Regions from separate parts of the Homo sapiens genome. Here region 2 is linked to region 1. The links are chromatin loops, found by intact Hi-C in ENCODE. Cell type or tissue: chondrocyte. All regions are shown on one strand. Each heading gives the region's core, and the rest is flanking DNA. Links, peaks and the distances in the headings are about the cores only. Region 1 overlaps GLB1L3 (galactosidase beta 1 like 3). Region 2 overlaps GLB1L2 (galactosidase beta 1 like 2).

Region 1 (5,366 bases), core at 217-5,216:
CAAGGACAGGACAGGTCAGTGCTTCTGTCCTCAAGCCAAGGGTCCAGAACTCAAGGTTACAAGAAAGTCAACTCAATTGTTCATGGAGACTGCATGTGGCCTCTTCAGTGATCAAGCCAGAACAAACTCTTTCCCTAAAGGGCACGTAAGAAAGATGCAGGGGACAATTTGGCTTTACCTGGAGAGGAATCACTCTGGGAATCAGGTGGTCAAAATACTTCTCAACTGCTTCAATGAAGCTCTTGTTGGTTGTCCTCAACAGTAACCGGGGGTCTTGCAGGAGCCAGCTGGGGGCAAGAGGGGCGGGCTCAGGGTCTGAGACGGGTTGGGAGAGGGAAGCAGGAGTGGGCTCAGAGCTGCCCCGGCTCGCCGCACATCTGCCCAGCTGCCTCACACCCCCGGTCCCGGAGCACTCGGGTCCTGGAAAGATCTGTGCCGCGTGAGACTTTCAGACCATTCTCACAGACTTGTGGGATTTGAAAGGAAACGGCCGCCTCCACCTCCAAGGCACTTCACAACTTCGGAAAGGCCTTCAGCTCTATTTGGTCTGACTGAGGGGCTGGCCTGTCAAGGCTCTTACAGCCATGTCTTAAAGAGCTTTTTCTTCTACCTTTTGGTGAACACTCTCTATTCTTTTTCAGTTTATTGAAAACATTTTTTGGTCAGGCGCGGTGATTCATGCCTATAATCCCAGCACTTTGGGAGGCCGAGGTGGGCAGATCACCTGAGGTCAGGAGTTCGAGACCAGCCTGGCCAACGTGGCGAAACTCCCGTCTCCACTAAAAGTACAGAAATTAGCCGGGTGTGGTGGCGGGCGCCTGTAATCCCAGCTACTCAGGAGGCTGAGGCAGGAGAATCGCTTGAACCCGGGAGGCAGAGGTTGCAGCAAGCCGAGATCGCGCCACTGGACTCCAGCCTGGGTGACGAGAGCAAGACTCCGTCTTAAAAAAAAAAAATTCTTGGGGACAGAAAAAATTTCCTTAGGCACAGTGTCACATTTCCACTAAGGGCTAAGGCTTCAGGCTCAGGGCAGGAGCCTACGTGCCAATGATACTCCACCCACTCCAGGTCACTGGGGAAGTGCCAGGCAGGCCTCCAGCCAAGCTATGCCGGGAGTCACTGCTTCCCGAAAACTCCACTCCCCTCAGCTCAGGCTTTCTCTGCCCCTGGAGAAAAGCAAAGACCTCTCTCTTCATCCTGGAGAAAAGCAAAGGCCTCATCTGACTCTGAGGTGCAGAGGTGCTCACTGGAGGCAGAGCCCCAGATTCCCCAGGAAGCCCTGCCCACCACAGGGGTGGCAGAGAGGAGTCTTGGAGTCTCACCCTGACCCTCAGCAGTCTGGGCTGGGGGCCAGAATCACAGAGGAGAGAACAAGGCAAAGAAAAGCAAGAGGGAAGGGAGGGGAGCTGAGGGTGGTCTCACTGCATGGAAAGGCAAGCCTTCCCCTCACAAAATAAGCGAAAGATCAGAAGTTTTCAAAACAAGCCGAGTCGTCAGAACCTTCCCTTGCAGGCCTTAAAGCTTCTGGTCCCTTTCTTCCCAGGGCATTTTGAGAAGGACAGAGGAGGCTACAGCCCCTCCTGCATGGGGAAAGAAGAGTGGGAGCCTCTTGTGGCCACCTCTCCCCGCGCACACCCTCTTGACCGCATGCCCAAGGCCCCAGGACCAACGTCTGGAGCTTCTCATCTGTGAATCGGGGATGACAACTGCACCCCGCCCCCCGCCACCGCAGTACCGCAGGCTTCCCACAAGACAACACAGGCACGGTGCGTGGCGTGGGGCAGCACACCTCCCATCGGCTCCGTGAATAAAGGTTACTTTCCTTGTTACTAGCTTGAAATTCACTTTTTTTAAAGCAAATACTTCACTAGAACCACGACTCTGGGACTGTAGCCCCGCTTACCTGGGCAAGCCCCCGAGGTCCATCTCACTGCAGATGTAGCGGCCTGGACGCAGAATCACCCACAGCCCGATCTCTGCGGCCATCAGGACGAAGGCCCTAGGGAGGTCCACATCGTCAGCCCCTCCCACGACGGCCCAGGATGAGGCCGGGTGGGGGCCACACGCATCACAGGGTGGAGGAGCTGCCTGGTGGGGCGAAGGGACGGCTCGGCCCCACCCCCAAAGCGTGGGGACTCCCACACCAGGTCGGTGGCCTGAGCTGCTCCCAGCCTCAGAGCCTCTGCACAGCCCCATCGGGGGCCTGAGGAGGAAGGGTGACACCCAGGGCTCAGTGGTCTCAACAGTGAACCTGACCCCATAGCCTTGCTAGCCTAGAGGGGCCGCCCTGCCCCAGCCCAGGCGCCAGACCCCATGCAGAGTCGGGCGGCTCCCAGGGTCTTCTGCCCCTCTGGGCTGCAGTGGAGAGGTGGGGCCCGGAGGCTGCAGGCCCAGTCCCTCTGGGTGACAGGTCACGGTTGGGGAGCGTCTGGGTCCTGGGTGCAGGGCCTCTCACAGTCCTAGAACAGGACTCCAGACCCACGTCCCTCCCTGGTTCTCTTTGGTTGCTAATCCACCCCCAGTAGCCACCTCTGTGCCCTGCCCCTGACCAGGGCACAGAAGCAGCAACACCACATACTCCAGGTCCAGGTTCCCAGAGAAGTCAAATTTGCCTCTTTCTGGCTCATGCAGGTTCCACGGAACATAGCTAGAAGAGGTGAGAGGGAAGTATGATGAGTATCTTCTTATTTCTTCCTCCAAATTGTTAGGTCTGCCCCAAATCCAAGCCAAAACCATGCATAGCTCTATTTTGAAATAAGTTGAAGTTACCAGTGGAAATTAAACCTCTGTTACACTAACCATGACCATCTTTAATAGTTCCTTGCTCTATTATCCAATTGTGGTTCAAGCTGCCAATTATCCTATGATGCTGGGTTTCTTGGGATTTATATATAAATTCTTCCACTCACTGCCCTATTGTAACACTCATTAAAAGTATAAATTAAAAAAGAGAACAAAAACAAAAATGTCTACATCTTCCTTATAAATTTTTGCTATGAGTTAGTCAAAATAAGAATAAATGAGGAGTTTCTGTGAAGATAGTGGAGTTACAGTAAATCTAGTAAGGGTACTACCTTTAGACCTTAGCAAGAAGGGCCCCCAGGGGACCCTCCCCCATAGGGCTATGAGTAAAAATTTTATTAGGTATACCAGGCATAGTTCACTAGGCAACTGTGTTTTTTTGTGCCACTGGCAACATGTTTGAGTGTTATGCCCCTTAACATCATGTTTCCTATAAGCCCTGTGGTTTTTATTACACAATTTTGTGCAGTGCAGAGATTTTTGACAATACATCGTAGAACTGACTGTATGGCCCACCAAGAAGACATACTAATCATGGCCTTCTATGAGCTTAACAACGTAGCTTGTTGTATGTTGTAAGTTACAACATAGCTTGCCGTAAGTAAAGGAGAAGCTGACTGAATTAGAGAGGACCTGGATACATCAGTTACCATCACAGTGAAAAGATTTAAAGTACCCCTCTAAGAAACAAAGAAAATAAGCAGCAAAAAAAGAAAAAGAAGAAACTTGTAAGGATACAGATTTGAACTGTGTAATTAAAAGTCGGCATGTAATAAATACATAGAGAACCCAGTAGCCAACAGATGGAGCATCTACATTCCCTTAAAAAGCGCATCTGTACAACTAAGTATGAAAAAAGAATGTAAAATTTAAAAGACCAAAATTTAAAATGCATGAAACAGTTGTAAAATATTGGCATGTACTATGTCACGAAGTAAATCTCAACAAATTCCAAAAACCTATATCACATAGTCCATGATCCCAAGATAAATGCAAACAAATTTAAAAATCACAGTTAAATAGTAAAATTTAAATAAATAAATAAATAAATAAAACAGAAAGCGTATTCCCAAATAGCTAATAGAAACAACATCAAAACTTAGGAAATATTTGAAAATAAATGACATTCAAAGCACTATATAGCAAAATTTGTGGGCTATATAACCAAAGCAACACTCAGAGAAACATTCATATCTTTGAAGGAATATATTAGAAAACACAAAAGACTGGAAGTAAAAGAAGCTAAATTTTAACTCAGGGAAAAAGAAGAAGGAGGAGGAGGAAACTGAGAAGGACAGAGAAGAGAAGGTACTATATTTAATAAAGTAGAGAAAAGGAAATTACACATAACTCAGAAACTGTGAAATACAGATCCGAAATATACAGAGAGTACTAACAAAGCTACAAGCTAGTTATCTGAAAAGACTAAATAGATAAGATTAAGAAAAAAGAAAAAAACAGCCAAAATACACAACGTGATGTATATAACTTCCAAGTGAGTACAGGAAAGAAAGGAAAAATTTCTTAAGTCCCAGTGGGTTCAAAAGAAGAAAGAAGGCTGGGCGAGGTGGCTCACATCTGTAATCCCAGCACTTTGGGAGGCCGAGGCAGGCGGATCACCTGAGGTCAGGAGTTTGAGACCAGCCTGACCGATATGGTGAAACCCCATCTCTACTAAAAATACAAAAATTAGCCGGGTGTGGTGGCGGGAGCCATAATCCCAGCTACTCAGGAGGGTGAGGCAGGAGAATCACTTGAACCCAGGAGGGGGAGGTTGCAGTGAGCAGAGATCGCGCCACTGCACTCCAGCCTGGGCAACAGAGCAAGACTCTATCTCAAAAAAAAAAAAAAAAAAAAGAAAAAGAAAACAGAAAGAAAAAAGAAAGGAAAGAAAAAAAGGGGGAGAGCAGGATGTATTCAAGAAGAAATAGAGGACATGAGTTAATAACCATTCAAAGAGCTATGTCGTCCCCAAACCCTTCACCTCACAAACCACAAAAGATAGTAGTCACAGAGTTTACAGGTGAATCTTAAGAAACTTTCAGGGTAAAGATAATTCTTGTGCAAAATATTTCCAATAAGTAAGAAAAGAAGATTTACTCACTTTATGAGCTTATTATAAGATTGATTCAAAACTGGACAAGAATACTAACAAAATAAAATTTTAAATCCGTTTTGCTTATAATCATAAACACATTTGAAATAAAACACTAGCAAATAAAGTCTAGCAATCTGTGTGTATGTAATGTGTGCCTATCTCAGAGCCAAGCAGAGTTTATACCAGTACCACATGGCTGCTTGACTATCAGAAAAATTGCCGTTGTAATTCAGCAATTCAAAAGAACAGTGAAGAAAAACTATATTGTCCCCCCAATACATGCAGTAGCAGCTCTCAATAAAACTCAACGATTATTTCTGATTAAATTCTTTGCATTTTAAATGAACCAGTTTACTGCCTCTCAGCTTCAAATTCACCCTTCAATACCAGCTCTGCAATAAGGCACAGGGCCCTCTAAGCATCTTCTCCTTTACAGTGAGTGTGATGGTAAGCTTGCCACAAAATG
Region 2 (5,366 bases), core at 302-5,301, 61 kb before region 1:
ACAGCACACAGGACCCTTCACAACCCCGCTTACCTGGGCAAGCCCCCGAGGTCCATCTCACTGCAGATGTAGGGGCCTGGACGCAGAATCACCCACAGCCCGATCTCTGCGGCCATCAGGACGAAGGCCCTAGGGAGGTCCACATCGTCAGCCCCTCCCACGACGGCCCAGGATGAGGCCGGGTGGGGGCCACGCGCATCACAGGGTGGAGGAGCTGCCTGGTGGGGCGAAGGGACGGCTCGGCCCCACCCCCAAAGCGCGGGGACTCCCACACCAGGTCGGTGGCCTGAGCTGCTCCCAGCCTCAGAGCCTCTGCACAGCCCCATCGGGGGCCTGAGGAGGAAGGGTGACACCCAGGGCTCAGTGGTCTCAACAGTGAACCTGACCCCATAGCCTTGCTAGCCTAGAGGGGCCGCCCTGCCCCAGCCCAGCGGCCGGACCCCATGCAGAGTCGGGCGGCTCCCAGGGTCTTCTGCCCCTCTGGGCTGCAGTGGAGAGGTGGGGCCCGGAGGCTGCAGGCCCAGTCCCTCTGGGTGACAGGTCACGACTGGGGAGCGTCTGGGTCCTGGGTGCAGGGCCTCTCACAGTCCTAGAACAGGACTCCAGACCCACGTCCCTCCCTGGTTCTCTTTGGTTGCTAATCCACCCCAGTAGCCACCTCTGTGCCCTGCCCCTGGCCAGTTCACAGAAGCAGCAACACCACATACTCCAGGTCCAGGTTCCCAGAGAAGTCAAATTTGCCTCTTTCTGGCTCATGCAGGTTCCACGGAACATAGCTGCAACAGAAATGATAATTATAGGCTAGAGCATGTCATTCATTCCATTTCACCTCTCACATTACCTTCTTTAGCCCAAAAATCCAATATGATGGCTAAAGATATGTTTCTTCATGATTTTAGGACTGGAACCAAGAACTAAGTGAACTGATCTAGGGACCAGAATCGAGGGCAAGCCCTCTTCCCTCTGCATCAACAAGATTTGGATGAAGCATAAGACCGGCTGAGTAAAAGGTCAGGCGCTCTGACCCCAGTTAGCTTACCATGCCCACGCCCCATTGGAGAAGAAAATGTAACTTTATCAAAAAAACAGCTACAAGGAGTAAGGGGAAAGCTCGGTGATCATCCTATATTTACTGAAGCCCCGGAATTCCAAAACGGGCAACAGAATGAAGCTTCCAACTCGAAAGACAGGACAAGGGATGGAGCAGGCTCATGGACAGGCTCAACTCGAGAGGCGGAAGGGACGACTCATGGATGACACAGTGATGGCAGCTGCTCTTCTCCCGGCCCCACCCCATCGCTGGCTTTCGCAGAGCCTCTGCCCACTACAAAGAATATTCTCAGATGAAGGAGGAGAGCCTGCCTGGCTTCCAACCCAGACACACGAGCTCTGCCTTTCAGCAAGTGTCGTCGGTGCTGCTTCTGCGAGTCAGAGTGCTGAGCCTGCAGCACTCCCACAGCCTTCAGGAGTCCTTTCGGGGAAGTTGTCAAGGCTCGGCAGGTTTCTGTAACTCTTTAAGGAACTGTCTTCAAAATCAGTTCATAAACCACCCATGAAAAGCCATCTCCTTGATTTGTAATCACATATTTTTGCCTAAACATGGAATAATCCAGCCTGATCACCCCCTTTATTTCATAGACTTAGCGTCAAGTATCAGTTGGCAATTTGGGGGGAAAACCCATGAAAAGATCCAGGTTATTCACAACTGAGCACACTTTATAAATGATTTGCAAGTTCGACATTTTAGTGCGTGCCTACCATGTGCCAATCATCACAGCAGAGGCTGGGATGGCAACCACAGCATTCTAAGACCACTGCCCAAGAGGAGTGCTGAAAACTGGGGCCAGAGAGCCTCTCAGGCAGCTCTCCTGAAGAAGACTCCGTTCACTGGCTGTATAAACTGGAAGTGGGAAGACTGCTTGTAACACAAAAAGATTCGCTAGCACTGAATCACCTCCTCAATCTGCACTCACCGCCTTCCCTATACTCTTTTGTGCGACATTGCTACTGCGGTTCCTCTAGACCTCACATCCATTTCATGTCCCTTGGCGCCCATGAGTCAGGAGCTCTGTGGTGGGGAGGAGGAGGGAGACCCTGGCTCTCTCGCCCTGGGCAGAGGACCTGGGCCGGTTCCTCTTATATTTTTTCGCATGCAGACACCAGGCGCCCTGCTTAGGAACCAGGCTCCGGGGGGACAGGGGCAGCACCTACGTGGTGAGGGTGTTCAAGCCACAGGCCTTCATCTTCAGCAGGCGGTCCCTCCAGTACTCCCTGGGCACACGGAAATAGTGGATGGAGCCCCCGAAGATCCAGAAGGTGGAATCCTCCAGCATGAAGTTCCAGCCCTTGGCCTGCAGCCCCAGCTGTCGATGGCGGAGCCGCAGAGGGACCAGGGTGCTCCAGTCCAGCCTGGAAAGACAAAGACATTCTGGAGCCTGGAGGCTCCGGGCCGCAGAGAGATCGGCTTCCTCGCCCCTTCGCAGGTCCTCGGCATTTCTCTCTCGAGGGCGCCTGCGTCCAGGTGGCTGGGAAAAGCTCCCCTCCGCCTCAGCCAGACCTGGGAAGGGGTCTTTCTTCAGCACGGGGCCCCGCGGCAGGGGAAGGGCAGGCCGAGGCTGCAGCCGGCAGCAAGCACAGCACTCGGCATGGAGGCCGGCGGGCTGAAAGGAGAGACGGCAGCCGTCACGCCACGGGAGAGGCTGCTGCTGGGGCCGGGGCGGGGCGGGGCGGGCGCCGCACGGGCTTCACCGTGGCCAGCCCCGCGGCCACGCGCGACAGCGACTTCACACGGTACCTCCGAGCCCCGGCACGGTCGCAGCCGCCCGACCGCAGGAGCAGAGACCTGGAAAGAGGGTCTGCGTTGGCGGCGTCCACCCATCCACCCGATTCCAGGTCTTCATTATTTTCTGAAGACCGCGCACCCCCCACGAGGTGACCCAGCTAGAGCAGAGTCCCCCACGGGAAGGCCGTCGAAGGCTCCGGTCCGCGAGAAAGCGCCTCTCGGCATCTCTCGGGGTCGGCCCCAGGGAGCCCCTCAGCCGGGTCCCAGTGACTCGGTGCTGCCGGGTGGGTCTCCTTCCCACCCTGTCTCCCGAAAGCCGTGCGAGAAGCTGGGGAGACCCACATTTCAAGTCAGGAAGGTCAGGAAAGCTGGAGGCATGAAACAAGGGCGTGGCTGAGTCCGGGGCAGGAGCCGGTGCTGGGTGGCTGAGTCCGGGGCAGGAGCCGGTGTGGGCTGTGCCTTCGTCCCCACCGGCGCTCGCTCCTGCCCTGACACTAGCAGGCGGTGGCCAGCCGGGCCCCACTGCACAAGACGCCCCTCAGCTGAGTGTCACAGAGGGAGGGAACAAGCGAGAGGGCCCAGATGGCCAGAGACGGGGAGGGGGCAGGGTGCCCACAGGGCAGAAGACAGCTCGGACATCGCCAGCCTCTTGGGAATTTTGTCTGGGGCCACTCTCAGGCAAAGAAATTTGCTTTTTTACCTACTCCTTCCTACTTCTCACAGCCCCAGGGCCTTAGAACTCACACCGAAGCTCCAGGACTATGGTTCTGCTGTGTTACAGATGAAAGGGTCATCTCATCTTGGGCAACCTGGGAATCTGTTCACCACATTTTTCTTTTTCTAAAGAGAAAACTTCCATGTTCTAGTAAATGGCTTGCAAATGACATTTTAGGACACAGTTCTTCCAAAGGACTGTATGAGACAGTGACAGCAAAAACGCTAGCTGGAATAGGAAGATCCGGATGTGAATCCTGGCCCCCAGCTTGGTAGAACTGTCGCCTTGGGTTAGTGACACCAGTTCTGTGGGCAGGAGCTTCTTCCTCTATAAAACGAGTCTAATGCCTCTCCCAACTGCTCAGAAAGGCTGCTGTGAGGGTCCCGGAGAAATGCAACACTCTCTGCTGTGAGTCGAAGGGTCTTATCTCTATCTGAAATCAATTTATTGTAGCATGTGTTTGCGTATTAGAGAGTTATGGGAACCTATTCACCACACTTTTTTCTCCAAAGAGAAAGCTTTAGAGAGAATAGCCACAAGTGGGTTTTATGTCCCTAATGTGGAATAATCCCAACTTCTCCATTCTCCCCATGGTGGTATATAGCTTATGTGCTAGACTTTGTGCCAAGCCATCTTATGACAATTTCTAAAATTTGACAATGAAAGATTCTGTACACTGAGATCCTATTAGACCAACACAGCCTGTAGGCCAGAGGTGGGCCAACTTGGGCCTCGGGTCAAATCCAGCCTGCCATCTGTCTTTGTGCAGCCTGCAAGCTGAGGATAGCTTTCACATTTTTAAGTGGTTGGAAAAAAATCAAAAGCATAATATTTTGGGACACATAAAAAATTATATGAACTTCAGTGTTCATAAATCATTGTATTGGCACACAGCCACACCATCTACGAATGGCTTTTTGCAGTTGAGTACTTGCGATAGACTGCGTGGCCTGCAAAGCTGAAAATATGTGCGATCTGCCCTCTCCCAGAAACTCTGCTGGCCCACATCCTTGCAGATGAAGCCCTGGAGTGCTAAGACAAGGCCTCGGCCCCTCTGGGCCACCGTCCGGGCCTTCTTTTGGTGCCCCCTGCTCTGCTCACCAGGCGCTTTGCTTTGGCTACAGGCTCACAACTGCTCAGGCCACACCTGCTCCAAAGCACACACCCTGCCACCTGCTCAGCCCTCCCTGCCTCAGGTACTCACCAGACTCACCTGCCCGCCGCAACACAGGTTCTCCCCCTGGTTCCCTCAGAGGCACATGCTGGGCTCACCCCAGGCCAGAATGAGGAAGAACTGGATGGACAGATTATTTTCTTAAAAACAGGGGCATTTTGACAACCTGGTGGTGAAAATACACACACACATGCACATGCACACACACACAAAATATCACTGTTTTTAAAGACAGTGACAATACAACTTAGCAATCATTCCACCAGGTACCAAACCTTATTCTCCAGCCAGAACTTCAAAAGCACAATCTCCAATTCTTATTAAAGCACACATTACTTATCCTAACATCTACTTATGGGTGCGAGAGCCTCCACTCCCCACCCTGCTAAATGCAGAGGTGTAGGCAGGGTTGGAGAAGCCTCTCTGACCGACATTCCAACACAGTCCCTGCTAGGAACCAACACCTTTAACCTCTCCCCTTGATTAGTTGATGACTAAGGATCAGGAAACCTCCCTCTAGGCTGACTTCTCCAGGTGTGGTCTATAGACAGCCACACCTCTGAACTCCCTCAGGGTCACAGCCGCCTGACTCAAAGTGCAGACACCTGGAAAGAGGCATCCCAATTCAACAACTTCTATCCACCAACCAGATTTCCAGGTCTTCATCCGCAGCTTGTCAGAAATGCATAAACCTT

The links. Hi-C counts contacts between places; a loop is a spot of excess contacts. Peaks named below come from ENCODE experiments on the same cell type or tissue, not always from the same donor. Only the 100,000 strongest peaks of a DNase experiment are listed, where the experiment ranks them.
Region 2: a loop joins it to region 1, with 23 times the contacts of the local background. A loop is called at or near these places in 16 of 110 quality-filtered maps.

Annotation. Positions count from the first base shown.
Region 1 is chr11:134,278,658-134,284,023 of GRCh38, reverse strand. It overlaps GLB1L3 (galactosidase beta 1 like 3), which reads right to left. Exons shown (of 20, transcript NM_001080407.3): 4 at 2,579-2,647; 5 at 1,904-1,999; 6 at 179-287. Among named protein-coding and RNA genes, the nearest start is that of GLB1L3, 5.0 kb to the right of the region's middle. In chondrocyte, for the core only: no CTCF peak of the experiment used is centred there; no DNase peak of the experiment used is centred there.
Region 2 is chr11:134,339,797-134,345,162 of GRCh38, reverse strand. It overlaps GLB1L2 (galactosidase beta 1 like 2), which reads right to left. Exons shown (of 19, transcript NM_001370461.1): 2 at 2,212-2,409; 3 at 708-776; 4 at 34-129. Among named protein-coding and RNA genes, the nearest start is that of GLB1L2, 10 kb to the right of the region's middle. In chondrocyte, for the core only: no CTCF peak of the experiment used is centred there; a DNase peak (open chromatin) is centred at 2,942.